Linked DNA regions of Mus musculus: region 2 is linked to region 1. Evidence: chromatin loops called from intact Hi-C (ENCODE). Cell type or tissue: left cerebral cortex. All regions are shown on one strand. Each heading gives the region's core, and the rest is flanking DNA. Links, peaks and the distances in the headings are about the cores only.

Region 1 (6,070 bases), core at 557-5,556:
AAACTCTGAGTCACTGGAGGAAAATGCTGTTTTATTTCATCCATCACAAGGCTCACAGTTATAAACACTAGGCTGAGGAGGAAATGAGCATACAGTTGTGACAAATACCGAGCATGTAAATCACTTGGTGAGTTATGAATTATGATTCTCAAGGAAGAACTCTGAGGATATTCTCTTGCAAGGATAAAAAAAAATGTTCTGTGAGATCTAAAAATAATTCCATGAATTTAAGCACACTTAATGGAATACAGGCAGGGCCTCAAGTTAAAGGAAATTCAAGTACCCATGTATGGAAATGCTCTCTTTTACAAACAGAAATGCTTTGCATAGTACGTGGTCTTGAATTTCACATGTGGACTTTCTAAAGGGACACTGACTTCAGGTCACTGGCTCTGAAGCAAGAATCAGATTACAGGATAAACTTCCAGATGCTCCCATGGCCTGTGTTCTTGGCCTGCAACCCTCTGTTCCATCCCTCCAGCCCAGTAGAATTATATCTTTATCCCTCTCAAGCCTTCCCTTCTATGGAGGAACAAACATAATTACTGCTTGCTTAGCACATCAGAGGGTTGTTCTTTTGGGAAGGATTAAAACTAGAACACAAAATAACTTGGGGTACTCTCACGGTTACCTAAGTAATTTTCTCAGCTTCTCCACTGCTATGGTCTGAGTGTTTGTGACTCTCCTAAAACTCCCATAGTTCAAGTAGAGGGCAGGGCCCTATGGGAGGTGGCAAGATCATGACTCTGAACCTCCTGAATGCAACTAGTGCCTTCAGTCAATAGGCCTTGCCCTTCTACTATGGGAAGTTGTGGTGACAAAGTAGCACTTATAAAGGACAAGACGTTAACTTATAAAGGAAGTGGGCCCTTACCAGACACCCAGTCTGCAGCGGCCTTGAGCTTGGACTTCCTAGGCCCCAGCACTGAGAGAAATAACTTCCTGCTATATGCAAGCTACTCATGTTCCGGTACTTGTTACTGTAGCCCAAATGGACTAAGCTCTGTCTCAAGATGCCTACATTTCCTCCTTCATCCCTTGCTATTATCTATCCCTCCCCACTGTCCCCCTCCCCACAAAGGACTGTCCTTAGAATTACACTAGAACATTGGCTTCTTTCACAGATCTTTCTCTCTGTAGATATATCCTGACTTCCCTACTTAGGTGTGACACACAGAAAGCCATCTATAAAACTTAACATGGCTCAGACATGAAAGGTTTTAAGAACTTGAATTGACATTCTACTGTTGGCTAATCTTAAAAAAAAAAGAAAAAAAAAAGTTCTATCAAACTTCATTTTCCCCCTTGATCAGAAAGCTCTTTATCCAAAGTACAAAATTCTGGGATATCTTTTTTACTTCCTGTCTTCAAAGATTAAAAAAAAAAATTAAAGCCATTCATGGAAGAATGTATTGATACATGGAAGGGATTGGTGACCTATGGGTTATCTTATTAGCCATCCACTCAAGAAGCACATTTCTCACGTTAGTTGTTACAGTTTGTACCAATGTTGTTCTAACAGCATAGATGCAAATGTGTATCTTTCACATCACTTTTATGATTAGGTCTACTGTTTTTAATTTTTATGATTATTTTAATTTTTATGATTACTAAGACAAGGTTCCATGTAGCTCACTCAGACTGACCTCGAACTTGCTCTGCACACCCATGGGTGACTTTACTCTTCTGATTCCCTGATTTGTCAGCCCACCTGGATGAAGCAGTGCATGGGACTGAACTCAGACATTCATGCAGAAAAGATGAGCACTCTATTCATTAAGCTATTATCTCCATGCCACATTTTGTTTTAAAACGGCACAGTACCACTCGGGAGGCAGAGGCAGGCGGATTTCTGAGTTCGAGGCCAGCCTGGTCTACAAAGTGAGTTCCAGGACATCCAGGACTACACAGAGAAACCCTGTCTCAGAAAACCCAAAAAAAAAAAAAAAAAAAAAAGAAGGCACAGTAACGATACCTAACTGAAGACTAACTGAAGACACTAATATCTTTTGTTGCTTGCTTGACTGACTGACTGTCACTGATAGAGTATTGCTTTATTTGCTTACTTTTATTCCAGACAGGAATTCTGCTCATTAAACATTTGAATGCTTACTAAAGACAGCCCTGGGCAGGGCTTGGCCACAGAGCAAGCACATAAGTATGAATGATTAGAGCAAAGCCCTGAAATCCATCTGGTGTGTGTGTGTGTGTGTGTGTGTGTGTGTGTGTGTGTGTACACATATTTGGTTCCTGCAACATTTTCAAAATCTGTGTCTTCTTTAAAGAAGTCGATTTGGAAAAAAGAAAAGAAAAAAAGAAAATCACTCTGCTTCAATGCTATAATTTGGGGGGGGGGGTTGTTTATGTTTTTGTTTTTGAGACAGGGTTTCTCTGTGTAGCTCTGGTTGTCCTGGAACTCACTTTGTAGACCAGGCTGGCCTTGAACTCAGAAATCTGCCTGCCTCTGCCTCCCAAGTGCTGGGATTAAAGGCATGCGCCACCCCCCCACCCCCACCCCCCCACCCCCGGCTCATAATTTTTTTTTTTAAGCCAACAAAACCAATTCTGTCTGTTCTCTGTTCCAGGTACAACAAACTGTATTGTTCTCTCCTGAATTGTCAAAGGTGATCTGGAGAGTAAGCCACAAGATACAGTCATCTGACCTAGTTACTTTCAGGAGGTGTCAAGATTATAAGTCAATAGCTTCTTCTACGTTCATATTTTAAAATAAACGCACGTCAAGTAGATAGTTACCATATTCTCATAGGTAAGATAACCAGCATTTGTCATCTAAAATTTAAAAGTATAAAAGCATTTGCTATTAAACTTTATGACTGCATTAGTGTATTCAAGCATAAGTGATTTTTAAAAAGCTATGCTTAACTTTAACATAAGTAAAAATTTAACAACAAATGCTTAGGTGGGTAACCATGTGGAAGAACAGCAAGTCAAAAACCAATGTAGGTGTCATTTCTCCATTATGGCACTTGTACTGAGCCTCGTCAGTAAGCTTGAAACCTGTTAGAGTCCAGGAAACAGCTAAATCATGTAACTTGCATGCAATGTATATGTTTTCAGGGCTCACCATTTGGTATTAGATAACCAATATGGGGGGGGGGGTGCTCTCAGCAGTCCTTAATTGCCTGTAGTCCCTTGCTAGGGTCCAGGCCCTGTGAGCTCTCCCTTTTTCCATATCTATTACGTCATCCTTGTTTTCAGCTGTCTTGTTTAGGCAGGAATGTTGGTGAGACTTCAGGGGTGTAGCTTTCCTGACATTTCTAAGAGATGCAATCTCACAGCAGACTTCCTGTTCCTCTGCTGAGTTATATTTATCTATCTAAGAACAGCTAAGGATATATATATATACAATTAAAGAAAACAGGCCATGAATTTGAAAGAGAACAAGAAGGAATAACTGGGAGTGCATGCAAGGGGAAAAGGAAGAGGGGGAGATGATAAAAAACTTGAAATTAAAGTGTTACAAGGGCATGCTGCAAAGCTTAGGGACCTGACCGTAGAATCTTCCGACTCTGAACAGTCTCGTGAATTACAGGCTAGTGGATTGAACACCAGGGACTTTTCTATACCTTATCAGAACAAATAACATTTAGACGCAGACCCCACAAAGAAAACTCATGGATCACACACCTTTTATTCCTAAGAGACAACACAGAACGAAAGGGGGAAAAAAATCTCTGTAAGAGACAACTGGCAGGCTAAGCTTCATTAAAATTCAAAGTGTTCATTCTCCAAAAGACGTTGACAGGAGAATGAAAAGACAGAATGAGAGAAAAATATGTTCAAGAGGCATATCTGTTGAGTCCAAAAACTAAAATTAATAAAGAATTCTCAAAACTCATCAAGTTTAAACAAAACAAGCCACTGATTGAAAATAGAAACAAAGACCTTAACAGTTTCAGCAAATAAGTTGCACAGAAAATAACTATGAGAAAAAAAAAATTCCACATGATAATGTCAGCAGGGAAATGGAAACTGGAAACAGCATTACTGCTACACACCTACTAACCTCTAAGAAAGGCCCAAATCAGTATCCTGACACCAGCAAATGTTGGCAAGGACATAGAGCAACAGGAATGGCCATTCGTTGCTGGAGGGAGAAGAAAGCAGTGTAACACCTTGGAAGACAGTGTGGCAGATTCTTATGGAACTAAACATAGTGGTACCATATGAGCAGCAGTACCACTCCTCAGTGGTTACCAAATGGGTTGAAAATGTGTGGCCACACAAGCAATTGCATGTGGATGTTTATAGAAGTCTTTTGTTGTTGTTTTGAGTCTCGGTTTCTCTTGTGTATCCCTGAATGCCCTGAAACTCGCTCTGTAGACCAGGCTAACCTTAAAGAGAAGTCTCATTCATAATGACAACAACTTTAAACCATTATGAAATCCTCTCATATTAGGTAAATTGGGCTAAATAAATAAACTGGCCCACTCAAAAAAATGGGATAACATTTGCTCCAAAACCAAAATGAGCTATAAGGCAATGTAAAGATATGGAAGCAAATTAAATTCATATTAGTAACTGAAAGAAACCAGTCTGAAAGGGGTATATATTGTACTATTAGATGGCTCAGGGATTAAGAGCACTGACTAGAGCCGGTCGTGGTGGCACACACCTTTAATCCCAGCACTCCCACACAGGAATTGAACTCAGGACTTCTGGAAGAGTAGTCAGTGGTTTGTTTGTTTGTTTGTTTGTTTGTTTGTTTGTTTGTTTTTACTAAGACAGGGTTTCTCTGTGTAGCCCTGGCTGTCCTGGAACTCACTTTGTAGACCAGGCTGGCCTCAAACTCAGAAATCCACCTGCCTCTGCCTCCCAGGAGCTGGGATTAAAGGCATGCGCCACCACGCCCAGCTAATAAGAACAATTTTTACCAATTTTATGTTTCAGGTATTTGTTCTTAATATTTTCTATCATGAGAAGGCTTTAAAATGTTGCTCTTCCTCTATCCGTAGTCAAACTCCAAAAAAGAATGGTTACTGGGAAAATATTCTCTATGTGATAAATGAATTATTTGTGTTAATAAAATAGCACAAAGTTATTTGATAGGTGTTGCACAGTTGTTTCTCTGAGACTTGTTTAAGTTTCTATCCAAGGGTTCTTTTTCAGCTAGAGAGCTTGATGCTACAACACAGCCATCTTCTTGCTCTTAGGGGCACTAGGGCTGGGATCCAGGGTCTTGGCACTCAAGCTTAAGGTCACGCTTTCCCACTGAGCTGTGCCTCTGAGATAGAGCCATCATTTTAACAATGATTTACATTATTTACTACTTTCAACAAACAGCAGCAAAAGGAGCACGTGGCACTCTAATTCTCACCAATGAAGGTAGAGATGTTATTATTTACAAATAACCATCTTCTCATTTGTCAAGAATTTGGTCACAATCTTGCCTCATTTGCTTACTCAAAATTTCAAACTGTCTAGTTTATCCCAGAGTTATAGCCAGCTTTTTTTTTTTTTTACCACTTTGTTACATACTACATCCCTATATAGAGTAAGGATTTTAAGTGACTCACAGCCAACCGTTTACCCAAATGCCACAAACTGACTGGTTCACCTCGTCTCCACTTACTCTCAGCTCTTCTAACATAAATTCTTATACATGAGATTAGATTGCTGAACCTTTATTTTATCCATTTACCATGCATATCATTAAAAGTATTGTACTTAGACGATTTTGTCATGTGTTATAATATTAGGGCAGGCGATTTCAATACATTTTATTAACAGAATTTTTCCTGTTCTTGCCTGTTTGTTATTCTATGTAAGTGCTGAAATAATGACAAGTATTGGAAAAGTCTGGTTAGATTTTGTGAGAGTGTTATAATTTGAAAGGGAAATTATTTCCCTATAGGTATACACTTTGGGCTTGCTGGTCTGTTAATGGGCTATATAGTGCAATAACTGCAATCCTGGGAGCCTTGGTTTGACCACTGGATTAATCCCTCAATGGATTCTTAACATGATGACATTGTCAGGAAGTGATGATGAGTAGGAGGTGTGGTCTAACCTATGCCAATGTATCTGGTCCCCTCCTCCTTTTACTCTG
Region 2 (6,070 bases), core at 526-5,525, 57 kb before region 1:
GTTGGTGGTTTGGTTATGTCTTGCCAAGTGTCATGAGAACTCTTTCCCTGTGGGGACTTAAACAAACCTCTACTCATTCCAACAGCAAACAAAAATCTGATTCCACCCAAGTCCAACTTAAACCACGAGTTTCTGAGGCTTCCTTACAGAGCACAGGTGAGGTCTCTTTTAGGGGTGTGGATAACCCCAAATGCTGTACTCATTCCCTCTCACGCCAGCAATGACTGTTAGGACAGAACTATAGGAAGGAGAGGCAGAAGAGAATCTCAAGTGAGCATCCAATGGCCCTCCCAAAGCCACCTTCTGTGAGAACATCAACAACCAACATGCCTGGGGGCTCATTCAAGTGGTCAAGCCAGTCCTGAGGACAATAGGTGTCCAGTTCCGGATAGAGTTCTATAGCACTGGCTTACATAGTTAAAACTTAAACCTGAATTTACCTGACCTAAACCCTCATTCACAGCATGTCAAACACTGGAAAGCCAAGACACCTACCTGCTTCTCATCCTCCACTCCTACCCACATCCACAGCCAACCAGGCCAGGGGCAGCAGCTGTATTTCAGTGAAACTCTACTCAAAACTATATATTGCTACTACATTTTCACATAAAACTATTTGAGATAAATTAAGAAAAGGCTTTTAATGAGAGACAATATTTTCCCATAGCAAAGTGTGTGTGTATACTTTCAAATTTATATATATATATATATATATATATATATATATATATATATATATATATATATATATATAATTTTAAATATACATAAAATTAATAAGTTAACATCACAGACTATATATAATTGATAAAATGAACTGCACATACATATATATGTAATATACGATATATATCTTTGGAAACAGAATGAGAAATGTGTCATTTATAAAGATACTTTTAAATCTCATGAGTCTAACCTATGCTAGGCTTGGAAATAAATGAAGTGAAGTAACTACTATCCAAGAAAAAAAAATGCCTTCATATTTTCTTTAGATATATTACCTTGTTTCTTATAATTCCTATAAAGAACTTTTCTTTAAATTTCTGCATGATTACATAAATACATACCACCTTTAACTCCATATGTGTGTGTGTGTGCGCGCGCGCACATGTGTGCACGTGTGTGTAAGCATGATCCTTCTATGTCCTACTTGTGCTTTCATCTAACGATAGTAATTTCAAAATATTCTGAGAGTATTACCAAGTGTCCTATGTAAACCACTGGAAATGAGTAAATGCATGTGATTTTAATACCCTAACTAGCTTTCCAATTCAGGTTTAATACAACTGTGCATGCCTATCAGCTTTCCAATTCAATATACCTTGTTAAATGCCTTTTAAACTGACACATATTCTGCAGTAAGCTTCCATTTCCTCCACTCATGTATTTTTGTGGTTTGATTTTAGGGGTTGTTGTTTTGTTTGTTTTTGAGATGAATCTTACGTGATAAGAATTCTAGGCGCTACAGGGATTACAGGTCTGAGCCACCAATTCTCATTTTACTGATGAGTGATTTTCCAAAACCTTCCCAGGATCATGAACGAAATGATTTCCCCAGCCCTCTTGCTCCCATTCACCACATCTGATCCCAACCCAATTCTACTGTGTTACCCAGGAACCTTTTCTGTATTATACTCTATGGACTCACTGCCATTATCCCTGGCCATCACTTAGAACTTAAGGGGTTACACCATCTAATCCCCGAGAGTCTTCATCTTTTCACTTGTGCTGCCCTAGTAAGGGGCCACAGCGGCAGCTTCAGAGCCAAAAAAACAGGGCCCAAGACAATTCCCCATCACAGAAACTCATGAATTCTAGCGCCTCAATACCACATGACCGTGACCACCAGGTTCTTCCACAGATGCGATAGAGTGTCTACCTATACTGCCTCCTCTAACCCCAAGAACCTCTTGAAGGCCATCCTGTCTGGAATTAGAGGTCTAGTACCATAATCTGAAGATTCATCTGGAGGATTTTGATGCAAGCTAAAAAGATCAAAGCACTGAAAGTTGAGTTGACCAGATGGCTCAGTGGCTCAAGGCGCTTGGTACAAAAGCCTCATGCTATCCGAGTTTGAGTCTTAGAACCCATACAAAAATGGAAGAGACTCTTCTCTATAAAGTAGTCTTCCTATCTTCCATACAAGTGTCATGGTGGGCCCACACATGTATGTCACATTCACACATAATAATGAGAATTGTAAAATATTGAAAGCCACTGACTGCCCTTGAAACCCAGCAAATTAAAGCTCCACCCGGACCCAAGTGATAGCTTCGTCAAAATTGGCTACTTTTGTAAAAAGAAAATTAAACCGAAACATAATTCATCTAGCCTTAACCCAACTTGAGTTTAAAAATAAGCAATAAAAAGCACAAAGAAGCTCAAAGTTAGTGCAAAGCCTGGAGCTACTGCCAAGGGTTTTCAAGTGTTGACTAAGAAATAAAAGAACACTCGATGCAGTTCACTGTGCTTAGGCATGCTTCAGAAAGCACTGCAGAGCTGCCTCTCAGGGCACTCTGGACCAGGGCTCTGAAGGTCAGGGAAGGTCAGGGAACTGGTTATTTAACACTCCATAAGCAGCAACGCCCCATGGTTTCCAGTGGAGAACACCTAAGCCAAAAGAGGTAAAAGGAAAAAAAGCATATCTTCAGTCACACAGAACAAAACACTTCAAGCAGTGCTGAGGAAATTTCCGCCCTAGGATTTCTGAAAGGCCGGTCCGGTCAGAAGGGTAAGACACTGCTGTCACGTGCCTGAGCTTCCTCATCCCTTGCATTCACTCCTGTTATGTCCCTGAAGACCAGTGCGAGGCATTTAGACGTAGCTTTTATGTTACCTAAACTTCCTTCATTTAGCAGAGTCTGAACTAAATGTCAGAAAAAAACATCTAATGTGAGGGGAAGCTGGCACAGACACAAGGGCACCTCACTGGAAATCCCACACAATCACAACATCTGTATGGTTTCTGTAAATACAATTACTTATAAGTGGAGGCAGAAGGCACTAGAGAGAAAGGAAAACCAACTTTTTAAAAATAAAAACAAAATATGTATAAATTAATATGTGCAGTGGTTGTACAGAAAAGTAACTTGCCATCAAGGAAGGGCAGATATGTCCTTTATATTAAAAAAAATATATGTATCTTTCCTTAAATGTAAGCAAGATGTAAAAGGCTCATGACTCTGGGTTCAAATCCCAGTATACCTCCAAAGAAGAAGAAAGTTAACTTTTGAAAGTCATGAATTAAAACTTATTTAGGGGGCTGGTGAGATGGCTCAGTGGGTAAGAGCACCCGACTGCTCTTCCGAAGGTCCAGAGTTCAAATCCCAGCAACCACATGGTGGCTCACAACCATCCGCAACAAGATCTGACTCCCTCTTCTGGAGTGTCTGAAGACAGCTACAGTGTACTTACATATATTAATAAAATAAATCTTTAAAAAAAAAAAAAAAAAACTTATTTAGGTGCTAGAGAGGTGGCTCTGAGGTTAAGAGCAAATACTGTTTATCCTAGAAGACTCAAATGTGGATGCCAGGACTCACATCAGGTGGCTACTAGCCACCTGTAACCATAACACTGAGGAATCTGATACCCCATTCTGGCATCTATGGGCACTAAATGTACTCCATGCAGAAACCTACACAGGATACATACGTATACATAATTGAAAATAAAATAATTATTTTTATATTGTTTTCAGTTGTAATCAGTTATGATCACTAATAGCAGAAAACTAATAAGTAATTCTTAAGACATTCTTTAACAGCAATTCTAATATATAATTTGTTGAAGAAAGATTTCAGCATAGATAGAACGATGGCTCAAAAACTAAGAGCACTTGATGCTCTTACAGAGGACCAGAATTCAGTTCCTGGTGCCCAAACGGTGACTCACAACTATCTATAACTCTAAATTTTGGGGATCCAATACCCTCTTCTTGACTTCACAAGAATCAGGTACACACACGGTACAAACATACATGCAAACAAAAGTAGTCATACACATAAAATAAAAATAAATGTTTTAAGTAAACTTTTAAACAGTGTAACCCCGAATTTCTACTTAATCTTCCAACAGAGCATAAAAAAGGCACCTAACATTTGATTGTGAAATTACTTCAGAATGGGTAGGAAGTACTACAATAAAGTACTTACACCAGTATGACAGATACTCAGACAGGTGCACTGGAAGCACCTGTAACTTGATGGTAACCAACGGCTGTCTAATTAGCCCACTCAACAGACGGAAACCATGCTTAATACTCTTGTGCTGGCTTGAATATGAATGGCCCCATAGGCTCACACATTTGAATGCTTACTCACCAGGGAGTGGAACCATTTGAAAGGACTAAAAGGATACACACACACACACACAGAGAGAGAGAGAGAGAGAGAGAGAGAGAGAGAGAGAGAGAGAGAGAGAGAGAGAGAGAGAGAGAGAGAGAGAGAGAGCGCGCTTATCTGGGCAAAAGAGCTCTTACTTAGCCTTCACAAGACCCTGAACTCACCCTCCAGCCCCAAAGGAAAGATCAGTGAGAACTTTCCTACACTGAAGGCCTACTGCATCTGGCATTTTCACCCATTGAGAATTAATTTCAAAGGGAATTAACCCTTAGACATAATTACTTACTTCTAACTTCTTAATGATACCCTTTCTGTGGTTATTATCTAAAGTTAGAGACATGTCGCCCACATGTAAAAAAGTCTCTGAGGAAATAATAAAAGTAATCGCCCCAAAATAATGAGTTTAATAAGAATCGTTATGCTTTCCTCTATAATTTTATCTCCTTTTTTTTTCTGAATTTTATGCTGCTAGAGACTGAACCCAGGACATCAAGCACTCTAGGCAAGTGTTCCAATATTGTGGGACACCCAAGTCCAAGTTTCATTATTGTTTAGATTTAACATGAAGAAGCAAAGTCATTTCACTTTCATATTTTATCCCAAGAAGACTGGTAAATACTGTTTTTCATAAAATAAAATGTGTATAATTTCTTATAGTATGAAAATGACCAAAGATTAAGGGGAAAGTGTAACTATTCTCTAAATCTGTTATTTCCATGCCTTGTGGTTTAGAGTTATTAGTAAAAAAATTTAAAAAAAATAAAAAATAAAATCTTAATTTACTCTCAAAAGCGAATAAGGAAAAAGAAAACTCTCCTCTAAGAGTATTCAGAGGTCCCCCAGGGCCTTCTTTATGCTGTCAGGTGGACACTATAGGCTGGTCACCCAGTTTTGCCACCTTCCCTGACTGAGAGTGTCCTGGCTGAGTCCTGCGGCCACCTGTCTCCTTCCTCCACATTTTCCCCCTAGGAATGTTTATCCTCCAATGACAGCTCCTTCATTTCTCTCAGACTTATTCCTCTCCAAAGATAAAACTGTACCATCATCTAAGTGATGTGCCCTCCTCCAATACTCTCAAGACTACCATGTTTCCAATCACAAAGCCATTACTTCTCTTCATACAAAACTGGCATGCAGATTGTACATACTTCTGGAGTTCTGGGAAAGAAGAGAATATATATCTATCAGAGATATTAGAAAAACTCCTGGTAGTTTCAGAATATTTGTGTCTTGCCTAACTAACATCGAGGCTCTTTGTTTGTGGCAACTTTTAATCCTCACAGGGGTCCCTCTACACAGGGTCTAGTGTTGCCTTTATTATGTTGTATAAGAATGAGGATAGATAGGTGGTGTATTAGGGTTCTCTAGAGTAACAAAACCTACAGAGTGAGTATGTGTGTATGTGTATACACACACATAAGCATATTACATTCCACATCACATATCATGTATAATACATTACATGCCATATAGATAGAGAGACAGACAGGCAATTTATTAGAATGATTTGCAGGCTATGGCCAGCTAATCCAACAGTGGATGACTATGAATAGAAGTCCAAGGATCCAGCAGTTGTTCAGTGCATGCACCTGGATGTCTCAGCTGGTCTTCAGAATGTCCTGGAACCCTAGAGAAGTAGGCTCTAATGCCAGTGAAAGAATGGACTTGACAGCAAGGTGAGAGCAAGCAGGCCAAGATCAAAAGCTTCCTTCTTACAAGTATATGGG

What was found. A loop is a pair of places that touch in the nucleus more often than their neighbours do. Peaks named below come from ENCODE experiments on the same cell type or tissue, not always from the same donor. Only the 100,000 strongest peaks of a DNase experiment are listed, where the experiment ranks them.
Region 2: a loop joins it to region 1, with 2.1 times the contacts of the local background. A loop is called at or near these places in 1 of 42 quality-filtered maps.

The regions. Positions count from the first base shown.
Region 1 is chr14:101,799,051-101,805,120 of GRCm38, reverse strand. The region is part of intron 2 of Lmo7 (LIM domain only 7); the gene reads right to left. Among named protein-coding and RNA genes, the nearest start is that of Lmo7, 72 kb to the right of the region's middle. In left cerebral cortex, for the core only: no CTCF peak of the experiment used is centred there; a DNase peak (open chromatin) is centred at 3,306.
Region 2 is chr14:101,856,194-101,862,263 of GRCm38, reverse strand. All of the region lies in intron 4 of Lmo7 (LIM domain only 7), which reads right to left. Among named protein-coding and RNA genes, the nearest start is that of Lmo7, 130 kb to the right of the region's middle. In left cerebral cortex, for the core only: no CTCF peak of the experiment used is centred there; a DNase peak (open chromatin) is centred at 2,449.